2 separate regions of the Homo sapiens genome follow, and region 2 is linked to region 1. Evidence: chromatin loops called from intact Hi-C (ENCODE). Cell type or tissue: gastrocnemius medialis. All regions are shown on one strand. Region 1 overlaps MAPKAPK2 (MAPK activated protein kinase 2). Region 2 overlaps PFKFB2 (6-phosphofructo-2-kinase/fructose-2,6-biphosphatase 2).

The links. Hi-C counts contacts between places; a loop is a spot of excess contacts. Peaks named below come from ENCODE experiments on the same cell type or tissue, not always from the same donor. Only the 100,000 strongest peaks of a DNase experiment are listed, where the experiment ranks them.
Region 2: a loop joins it to region 1, with 4 times the contacts of the local background. A loop is called at or near these places in 4 of 110 quality-filtered maps.

Annotation. Positions count from the first base shown.
Region 1 is chr1:206,690,628-206,695,627 of GRCh38, forward strand. The region is part of intron 1 of MAPKAPK2 (MAPK activated protein kinase 2); the gene reads left to right. Among named protein-coding and RNA genes, the nearest start is that of MAPKAPK2, 8.2 kb to the left of the region's middle. In gastrocnemius medialis, no CTCF peak of the experiment used is centred here; DNase peaks (open chromatin) are centred at 104, 1,194, 2,594, 3,254 and 2 weaker places; H3K4me3 peaks cover 2,059 bases; H3K27ac peaks cover 5,000 bases.
Region 2 is chr1:207,057,618-207,062,617 of GRCh38, forward strand. It overlaps PFKFB2 (6-phosphofructo-2-kinase/fructose-2,6-biphosphatase 2), which reads left to right. Exons shown (of 15, transcript NM_006212.2): 3 at 4,336-4,461. Among named protein-coding and RNA genes, the nearest start is that of PFKFB2, 6.8 kb to the left of the region's middle. In gastrocnemius medialis, a CTCF peak has its summit at 2,091; DNase peaks (open chromatin) are centred at 824, 1,404 and 2,611; H3K27ac peaks cover 4,820 bases.

The DNA of each region.
Region 1 (5,000 bases):
AAGAGCCCAGCCTCAGAACTGCTGGAGGCAAACTTAATCCTTGGGCTAGGGGAGGGGCCAAAGCTCCTGTTAGCCAGAGCCCAGGAGTGTGCTGAGTGGGTGCCAGGAGGAATGTCAGCCAAGATGGGGAAGAGCAGGGCACAGTCGTCTGCATCTGAGCCATTGCCCAGTTCCCAAGCAGCCTTGCCATGCTCTGAGCTGGGGTTCTTCCTGGTGGCGTGATGTCTGTGGTGCAGGATTCACTCTATTCTCCTACCTTTCCTCTACTTCAGGCCCTGCCAAGTGTCATGTGAGGTCTCTTTTCCCCCTCTTCCCTGCACTGTATCTTTCCAGATGGTTCTGTGTCCTGGAGGGAGGTGGATGGGCAGAGAAGAGTTGTTCTTTGCAGGGACTGCAGCTTTTCTTGGTAATGGTTTGAGGCCCAGTGGCAAAGCAACCCACACTTCATAGTAACTTAGAACCCACACTCCCTGGTCATCTTTCTTGACTCCTTGCACATCACTGAGGAAGAAGCTGGCCTAGTGCAGAAATGTTCAGTGGCATGTCCAAGGTCTTACATGGTGTCAGCATCCGAGCCACATCTTGAGACCTGGTTCCCTGGGACCTGCTCTTGGTCTGGGCCCCTTTGGTTTTTGGTTGCTAGAAGACTGTAGACCTGGTGGAGCAAAACTGAGCTCCACTAACGCATCAGCTAGGATCTTTCCACATGGGTTACCTTGTAAATGGGGGCATTGGTGAAGAGAAGGGGCCATGTCACTGGACAGTGTAATAACGTATGGCAGTTATAGAACCCAAATCAGATTGCTGTGTACCTTTTCTAGTTTTTAGGAAAATACTGGTATTTTGTATTTTAAGATATATATATATATATATATATACACACATACACAGATATAGATATGTAGAGATGAGCTTGTTACCATGGGTTATGTGCTAGATAAGAAAGCAAAAATAAGTGCATACATAAATAGAAAGCTTCCAGTGTTTGTATGCTGCTAACAAGTTACATGACCTTGAATAGGTCAGCTAAACTTTCCAGGCCTCATTGCACAGAGGGTCGGCTCGAGCAGCTCCTGAGCACCGGCAGGGTGAGGCAGTAGAAGGCGGTGCTGCAGGCCAGAGGTGGAGGGCAGGCAGGATAGCTTGCTGACTTGCTCCGGGTCTGACCATCAGCAGTATCTGGGTCAGCACAGATGCCCTTTCGTAAGCTTAGTGCCTGGCTCCAGGGCAGCCTGTGTCCAGTTAATGAATAATCATCACTGACCAGCTGCTCCTTCTCTTGTGTGAAGACTTAGAAAGTGTTCTATGCTGGTGACTCGGCAGAGAGGATAGACTACGTAATTTAGCAGGGTGTGCATCTTCTCTTTCCTTAAAATCAGAAGAATCATAGTGTAGTGGTGGTGCAAAGTAGAGATGAGGAACTCTATTCCCTGTTTGAGATTCCTTTCTCAAGTTATGGGGCATTTGAGGGCCACTGTGATTTCTGGTGCAGGCTGTTCCCTGTGCACAGGGATCTGGTTGAGGAGCTAAGCGAAGGCTGAAGTCCAGCCACTGTCTCCTTGCTTGGCTTTGTCTTTGTGTGTGGCTGGGTTCTTTCAAAGGAGTGCCTTCTAATTCACCAAAGGTATGGTTATGGATTAGGGGTTGTTCTTAGGTTAGAGTTGGGGACTGATTCACAGAGCTGATGAGGAAATTAGGATTTACATTCAGGTGACCCTCAGCCCCTCAGACCAGGCTGAGTAAGAAGAGATATCAGGAATCCAAGGAAGCAGGAGGAAAAGGGGTTGCCTGGTGATGTCTGTTCTCTTTCCTCCTCTTCCTGCCCATGCAAGGCTAGAGCAGCTGTTTCAGCCCCGGAGGTTTAGACTGTGGGGTCCTGTGTGCTGGGCCATCAGGTTTGGTGGGAGGAGGAAGAAAGCCACAGTAGAAGGAGACATAAAGTTGGGCTGGGCCTCTGGCAGTGAAAGGTTCTTGGGGTCTTTATTGTCTGATCAGTAAACACCTCTGTGTGCCAGAATGAGCTGGGACAAGGCCCCAAGGTCAGCCCATATTTGTATCTGGTGTTCTCCTCCAAGACCAGCCAAGCTGTGCGCTCATTCTGCTGGGAACCTGAGCCCTCCAAAAGGGTCATATGAAAGGGCATCTTATTCTTGAGGGACGTTTCCAAGCATCTCTGTGGCCAGTGTCCATCCAGGACTCATCTTAGAGGTGAAGAGTGGTGGCCAGAGGCGGAAGCTAGTGGCCACCCGATGGGAGCCTTTTCTGTTTCAGAGCATATGAGGGAGCTGAGGGAGCTGTACTGTTGATGCCTTCTCTCTGGCTCATCTCCATGAAGATTCTTTTGAACCAGAAGCAAAGGTGAAGTCTCTCTGAGGGGAGGGGCTGAACAGGAGATCTACTGACTGTCCCCCTGCCGACTCCTCCACTTTCGTCCTCCGGCGGGGCTCCTTATCCTCCTGCTTGTCTACAGGGAGAAGATCGAGTTGTTCGTTTGCTGCCATTTTAATGATCCACATTGTTAGGAGGCTCTCAGTACACACCGGACCTTAGCAGCCTGGCCTCCTGCCCAGGGCCCAGAACTGTTACTCAGCCCCTCTGCCGAACAGCTAAAAATAAACCTGCCACTGCTGCAGTCTCCCCTCACAGCCAGGCCCTGTTAGCTGTCCCAGTGCTTCCTGCCACACCGCTGACCTGTTTCTCTCACTTTCTGCTGATATTCTCCCTGCTTGCCCCTTTCTCTTCCAGCCTGAGCTTGGTAGGTGATTTGGGGCTAACTCACTCTTCTGAGTGCTGGGAGACGTGCTATGGTTTTTATGTCTCCAGGTGTCTAGATTTGTGTGTATGAAAGCTCCGTGAAGCTGTCCTGCTTATTTCCCAGTAGGGAAAGGGTTAGACAAAAAGGAGAGTGACCAAGCTCATCAGAGTGGATCAGACCTTCTACTGTGCTCGCCTCCAGCCCTGGCTTCCTCCAGTTTTACCTCCAAGCAGGCCTCTTTGCCAGAGTTACCTGGTTATGGTAACAGAGTTACCATAGTTATATGCTAGGACAGCCCCACATGGGCAGTCTGCCCCAGGCCTTCAACCCGACTGCCCTGTCACCGAGCATGCTACCTACCGTGTACTCCTGCCCTGTTGCTACGTTATATTCTCCACCTCCGCAGTGTGAGGCTTTGGGCTACCACATTCAAAAGTGTGACCTCATCTTGTCAGCGTCCAAGAATAACTGGGCCCTGGCTCTCAGGATCTCCTTCCTGAGTCAGGCCATGGCACCTCTGGCCCTTCCAGCTCAGCCACATGCAGAATGTCACCGAGTGCATGGGTTTCTTCTACCTCTTGACTGCAGTATTGATGTGTGTCCATGGAGGTGTGGCCTCTTCCTCTACTCCCCAGGGATCCTGGAGACTTGTGGAGCAAGATGAGGAAAGGGGCTCAGGTAGCTAGAATATTTGCTTAGCTGATAGATACTGGGCAGAGTCTGACATTGGCATTCTGTTCTTCAGCGTGGCGTTAGTATTCTTTCTGATTTTTTCTAATCCCTAGACAGGTGTTGATACTAATCGTGGCCTAGGAGGGCTCTATGTCTGCTTTCAGGAATTATGGTTTATTTGGGGGAAGGGGTGTATGGTGGAGAGTGATGGCAATGACAACCAAGACATAGGACTTGAGGAACCCACTGCCTTCAGCTAGAGTTACATACTCTGACCATGTGTCGATGGCCTCCTTCTCCCACCTCTCCCCTGGGGCCACATTTCCTCTGCAAGGAAAGATTTATCTGCCAAGGCCCATTGGCCTGTGCAGAGGAAGAGTTGGGCATAGTTGCTAAGTGTTTATTTTTAACTCTGACAGAAGGAGCCCCTGTCCTCAGAATAGCCATACCCTCTGTCTTTCCCTATCCCGACTGCCTTCCTTGGCTTCTGTGATTCCTAGAAGAAGGTTAGTAGGATTCTAAAGGCCAGGCTTCACGGGAGCTGGAGAAGGCTAGCTTCTCTAAGTGAGGAATCTGCAGGTTGCTCGTCATGCTTGGCTTCTGCAGAGCTCAAAGGGTCCTGCGGGGAGAGCCCTGGACACTAAAGGCCGTGTGTCTGGAACTTGGAGAATTCTAGGAATGCAGGTGACCTGATGAGGAGGCTGCATGTGCCCTGCAGCTCAGAGCAGCCTGGCTGCACAGCTGAGTTGGACAGCCCAGCAAGGGGTCATCCCATACCTTCTACATCCTTACAGGCACCCAGATCTCTGGCAGATGGGGAGGCCACAGGGAGAAAATGAGCATATGTAGTAACCTGCCCTGGAAACACTTGCGCTTGCAGACACGCCAAGTGCTGTCATTCCCTCTGACTGCCAGGCTCACGAGCATCATGTCCTTTCCAGCAGAGCCCACCTGCGACTCTTAGTGACTTCATACCCTTTGTGTTCTCTTCCCCTGATGTGCTTTAGTGACCTGTGCTCACAGAGAGGAGGAGGAAGGGTGGCAGTGCCCCCTCTCCTGGGTCTCAGACTTTCCTGACTTTATGCATTTGATTTGGCTACCTGGGCTCGGATACTTTAAAAGAAAATAAAATTAGGTTTGAGGTGTAACCAGAGAGAGAAGGAATAGAGAGTAGTAGGGGGTGGGATGGGTGGTTGAAACATGTGGCTAACTCTGAGAACCCTCAGCTATGGAAGGAAGGTCTTGCCCCCATGATTCTTCGGCGTGCAGTGGGGGATTAGTTTGCCCAGAGCCCAGCTCTGATCATGTAGCTTCCCAGCTTAAGCCCTTCAGTGGGTCTCTCTGCCTGCAGAATACATGAGATATCCACATCTTTCCCAGATCTGGCCCTGATCTGTTTTTTTTTTTTTTTTTGGAACACATGCTTTTTTTTTCTCCCCAGCTTAAGTGGCTTATATATGTTGTTTCTTTAACAGAACTGTGCTTTCCACCCCCACACCTTAGCATCTATCCATCTGCATCTTCTCTGTACCATGCCTGTCCCCCGTCCTGTCTATATCTACCTTTTCCACCC
Region 2 (5,000 bases), 370 kb after region 1:
AAAAATTCAAACTACAGAAAGGATTTAGAAAGCGAAAAGTAAAAGACTCCTGTTTCTTCCAAATTTGATTCTTTTAGACATCTTATTCTGGTATATCCTATTAATAAAGGTAGGTTCATATTGTTCATATTCTGTTCAGCTGCCATTTCCTTTTTTATTTTTTTAAATAAGTTACTGTCTTGTGGACATCCTTTTAATGTTGATAAATGCAGATTTACCTCATTCTGCATTGTATGGATATGCCAGCTTTCCACGGATAGGTATTTAAATTGTTTCCAGTTTTTCATCATCACAAAGAGTGCTGCAGTGACCATTCTTACACGTACACCTTTGCACATTTGTGACAGCAACTTTTCCTACAGAAATAATAGAAAAGATAGACACATTGGAAATGTTCATCAGTATTACTAATTTGCTCTCCTAAGAAGTTCTATATTGTAAGCTGTTTTCAATATTTTAAGATATTTGATGGAAATTGGGCAGCATCAACTATAGCCATAGTGGTTAACTGAAACATCAGCTTTCTTAGTGTTTGACCGTAGTTATACGAACTTGGTTATTTCATGCCTGTCAACTGGCAGGAGATAATCAGCAGTTCTGACTTCTGATGAATAAAGATAAAATGTCACTAATGAAACATGCTTTATGGGCAGCATATTTCTAAATATTAGGCCTCTTTAGAGCCAATAAAAGAAGACGTCCTGGGTCCTGAAAAGGCTGGGAACCATTGCTCTCCTAGACCATCCTTCAGGATTAGAATGGAGAGCAAGTTGTGTTTACCGTGAGGGAACCTTTGTCAAGTGCTGACATGAGGCACAGGAGCTGGCAGCTGGGACTGAATGGGCAGTCATGAGATCAGGAGACTGGTCAGAACCCTGACCTTGACTGTCTATTGTGGGACCATGGGCAAAGCTCTTAATTTCTCCAGGCTTGAGTTTTTCCATTTACACGAGGGAAGTTATCAAGTCCTCATTTTTTTTGTAAATCTTTTTTTTAAAATACATTTATTTATTTATTTTGAGACCGGGTTATGAGACTGGCTAATTTTTATATTTTTAGTAGAGATAGTGTTTCACCATGTTGCCAAGGCTGGTCTCAAACTCCTGGGTTCAGGCGATCCACCCAACTTGGCCTCCCAAAGTGAGGATTACAGGCATAAGCCACTGCGCCCAGCCTCAAGTCTTCATTTTATCTAAGCAAGTTTATGAAAGGAAAATGAGTTTAAGTTTAAGAAAAGGAGTTGAACCTGGCTTAAAGAAGGTGGAAGAGAATTTCAGGATTGAAACAGTTTTCCATTGTCTATCAAGAGATGGGTTACATTGTCTCTGAAATTAATCAGGTGGCAGTGGCAGGTGGTTTTGTTTTTTAACAGGCAGGACAGAATGTTCCTACTTTTGCCAGTGTGGTAATTTGAGATAGGAAGTGTGGTTTAGTTTTGTACTCCAGAAAATGAGAAGCCCTGGTTGTAGCAGGTGTGCTTAAGTGTATTCTGGACAGAGGCGAGAGGTGCGTTGCTGGAGGGCTCTTGGGAGGTCCCAGTGGATGCAGTTTTTTGTTGTTGTTGTTCTTAGCATTCTCTGTCCACATGGGTAAACAAGAGCAGCTGGTTCCCTGGTTGCCTTCAGAGCAGCTCCCAAGTATCAGTTCATTTTAAACTTTAGGGAGGGTAATAGGACCTTCGGGGGAAGTGCCTAATGGGCTGGAAGGTGCGGACAAAGCAGGCCTAGAAGTGCAGGTAATGAGCCAAATCATGGGGGATTGAGAGCAGGCATTGAGCCGAGCTGGAGAAAGTGAAGACTCAGGGGATTTTACTACTTAAACCTGAGACAGCTGATCCCATGCAGAGGCTATCTGCTTGTTAGGGGCCAGTGATCAGGGATTAATGCCAGCTGAGGCTTCAGGGTACAGTTTGCTTGCCTTTAAGCTCCCTATTTGAACACAGATGAAAATCACTTATGTTGCTCCTTTACCTACCTTGGAGGGGCTCCTGCTGAGACTCAGGAATTTTCCATGTGTGCAGTGGGTAAAGGACTAAAAGCCAAGCCCTCTGACCCCAGGTCTGGGCCTCCATTTCTCCCTCCTCACCACTAGGGTCACTCTGAGTACTTCTTGCCAAACACCCTTAGGAAACTTTTCCTTCCGAGGGTGGTTCTCTACCTGGGCCCCTCCTCCCACTTCTCCATTGAGATCTTTCTACATTTATTTCTCAAAAAATGAAAGTCATATTTCCCATCCAAGTACCTCCATTTTACAGAACTGTTTCTTAATCTTACAAGGTCCCTTAGTACCAGGCAGAGGGGCAGCCGCAACTTGCAGGGCACCTTCTGGGAAGCAGTGGTGGGAAGTGGGAGGTGAAGGTGTTTCTTCCTTTTTCCCCCATCCTGTGCAGGGCCTTCCCTCATTGGAGCCGGCAGAGCCTGAGCTATCCCAGATGACCTCAGTGTGGTTTTTGGCCCCGGGACAGTGGCTGGCAGCAGTTCAGGTCCTTCTCCCACCTCTCCTCTGCAGCAAGATGGGCCGGGAGGAGCCAGCCCCTGTGAGCAAAGTGATGAGGAACCTCTTTTTATGGAGAAAAGCTGCAAGGAAGCACAAGATCTGTGTTCTAGTGCCAGCTGTACCCTTGACTCATTATGTGTCCCTAGACAAGTCACCTGTCCCCTGAACATGTAGTTTGCCCTGCCTGTCCAGTGAGACTTATCTCTGCAAATGAGCATTCCTGAAGTAAGTTAATTTACTAAGGAAGGGTAGACTGAGGACTGTTAATGCTTCTCAATTGTCTTGCTTTTACGTGGGCCATGGTGGCAGATTGGCCCTGATGCCCTTTGTGGGCTGGCTCTACCCTGAAGCTTCCTGAGGTCTATTCAGAATGTGTATCAAGTAAGCTTTGCCAACTCAATCTCACTATGGTTTAGAAATTCTGGCTTAAAGAGGAGCTCATGACCTGAGTGAAAAGGCCAAAACAGCTTGAGGCAGGGCTTTTTGCAGTGGGCAAGCTAATTCTTGCCCATGGTTCTGAAGGGATGAGTGGGATCCTGGAGACAGAAACTCTGTTGGACCTATTATAGGAGCCAGCTCAGTTCTGCACTGGTAGAATCTCCAAGCATTAGACCTTCCTTCACAGCTCTGTCATTTTTATATTTCTAGGCATTCTTATGTTAAGGATGATGTCATTGTTACTTTTCTTTCTTTCTTTCTTTTTTTGAGACGAAGTCTTGCTCTGTCGCCCAGGCTGGAGTGCAGTGACGGGATCATGGCTCACTGCAACCTTGAACTCCTGAGCTCAAGCAATCCTCCTGAGTAGCTGGGACTATAGGTGCACACTCCCACATCTGGCTAAGTTAAATATATATATCTATATATCTATATATCTATATATATCTATATCTTAAATATTATATATTTAAGATATATATAAATATCTTAAATATATATATTTTATATATATCTTTATATATATCTTTATATATCTTTATATATATCTTTATATATATCTATATATCTTTATATATATCTTTATATATATCTTTATATATATTTATATATATCTTTATATATATATATATATATATATATATATATATATATTTTAAGAGACAAGGGTCTCTCTATGTTGCCCAGGCTTATCTTGAACTCCTGGCCTCAAGTGATCCTCCCACCTCATTCTCCCAAATTGATGGGATTACAGGCATGAGCTGTCATGTCTGGCTGCAGCATGGTTATTTTCTTTCTTAGCCTTGCTACTTTTTTCCTCTTTCCACCTTGGGTACTGCAGTGAAGACCTCAGACATGTGGGAAAGACGTATCTTGGTTTGGGCATTTTCTGGAAGCCTGCATAACCTTTTAACTCTATTTCAGGAGGCCTGCCTGATATCTCCTTATTTGTCTTCCCAGACTTGCTGAACCTTTGCTCCACAGGTTTATGAAGATAAAATGAGATTATGACTATGAAGTTCGTAGCTCAGTGTATAAACCTTACTAGACCCCAGCGGGGCTGGGCGCCTCACGCCTGTAATCCCAGCACTTTGGGAGGCTGAGGTGGGTGGATCATGAGGTCAAGAAATTGAGACCATCCTGGCCAACATGGTGAAACCCCATCTCTACTGAAAATACAAAAATTAGCTGGGCATGGTGGAGGGCGCCTGTAGTCCCAGGTATTCGGAAGGCTGAGGCGGGAGAATCACTTGAACCTGGGAGGCGGAGGTTGCAATGAGCTGAGATCACGCCACTGTACTCCAGCCTGGTGACAGAGTGAGACTCCGTCTCAAAAAAACAAACACCAAAAAACCTTACTAGGACTCTAGTCATTTCGTTTTATTTTGTTTCATTTCCTTCTAGCATGGGCCTCCTACATGACCAACTCCCCGACTCTGATCGTTATGATTGGTTTGCCAGCCCGGGGTAAAACCTACGTGTCCAAGAAACTAACACGCTACCTCAACTGGATTGGAGTCCCCACCAAAGGTAAGTGTGGCTCATTCCCTAGGAAAGACAATTATTAGTTCCTGGGCCTCACAGGTCTCTGGGAGACTTATTCTTCCTGGCATCAATGCTATAGGGTGCTTTTGGCAGAAATAGCAGTTGCTTTCTGGTTTACTGGAGTTATTCTCTATTCCCAGACTTGTCTCCTCCTGGCGTGGGTGGATTGGCCTAGTTTTGAGGGAATGCCTTTGATAGGACTGTTAAGATTTAGATGAGCATAGGGCTGTACCTTTTCAGAAGCCTTACATGGACATCATCTTATATAACCCTAGCAGTGTCTCTGTGAAATAGACAGAGTGGCTGAGGAAATTGAAACCTCAGACAGCTTAAGACTTGTCCAAGGTCTAGAAAGTCAGGGCTTGAACCCAACTCTTTTGACTCTTAATCTGATATTGTTCCCAACCTACCATGCTGCCGCTTTTTTCATCCCCTTGGTCACTCCGACATTAGGCCAAGAAACAAGTCCCATTTGGTGGGGCCATCATATTATTTTGCTGCTGAAGGATTTGGGTGTCTTCTAC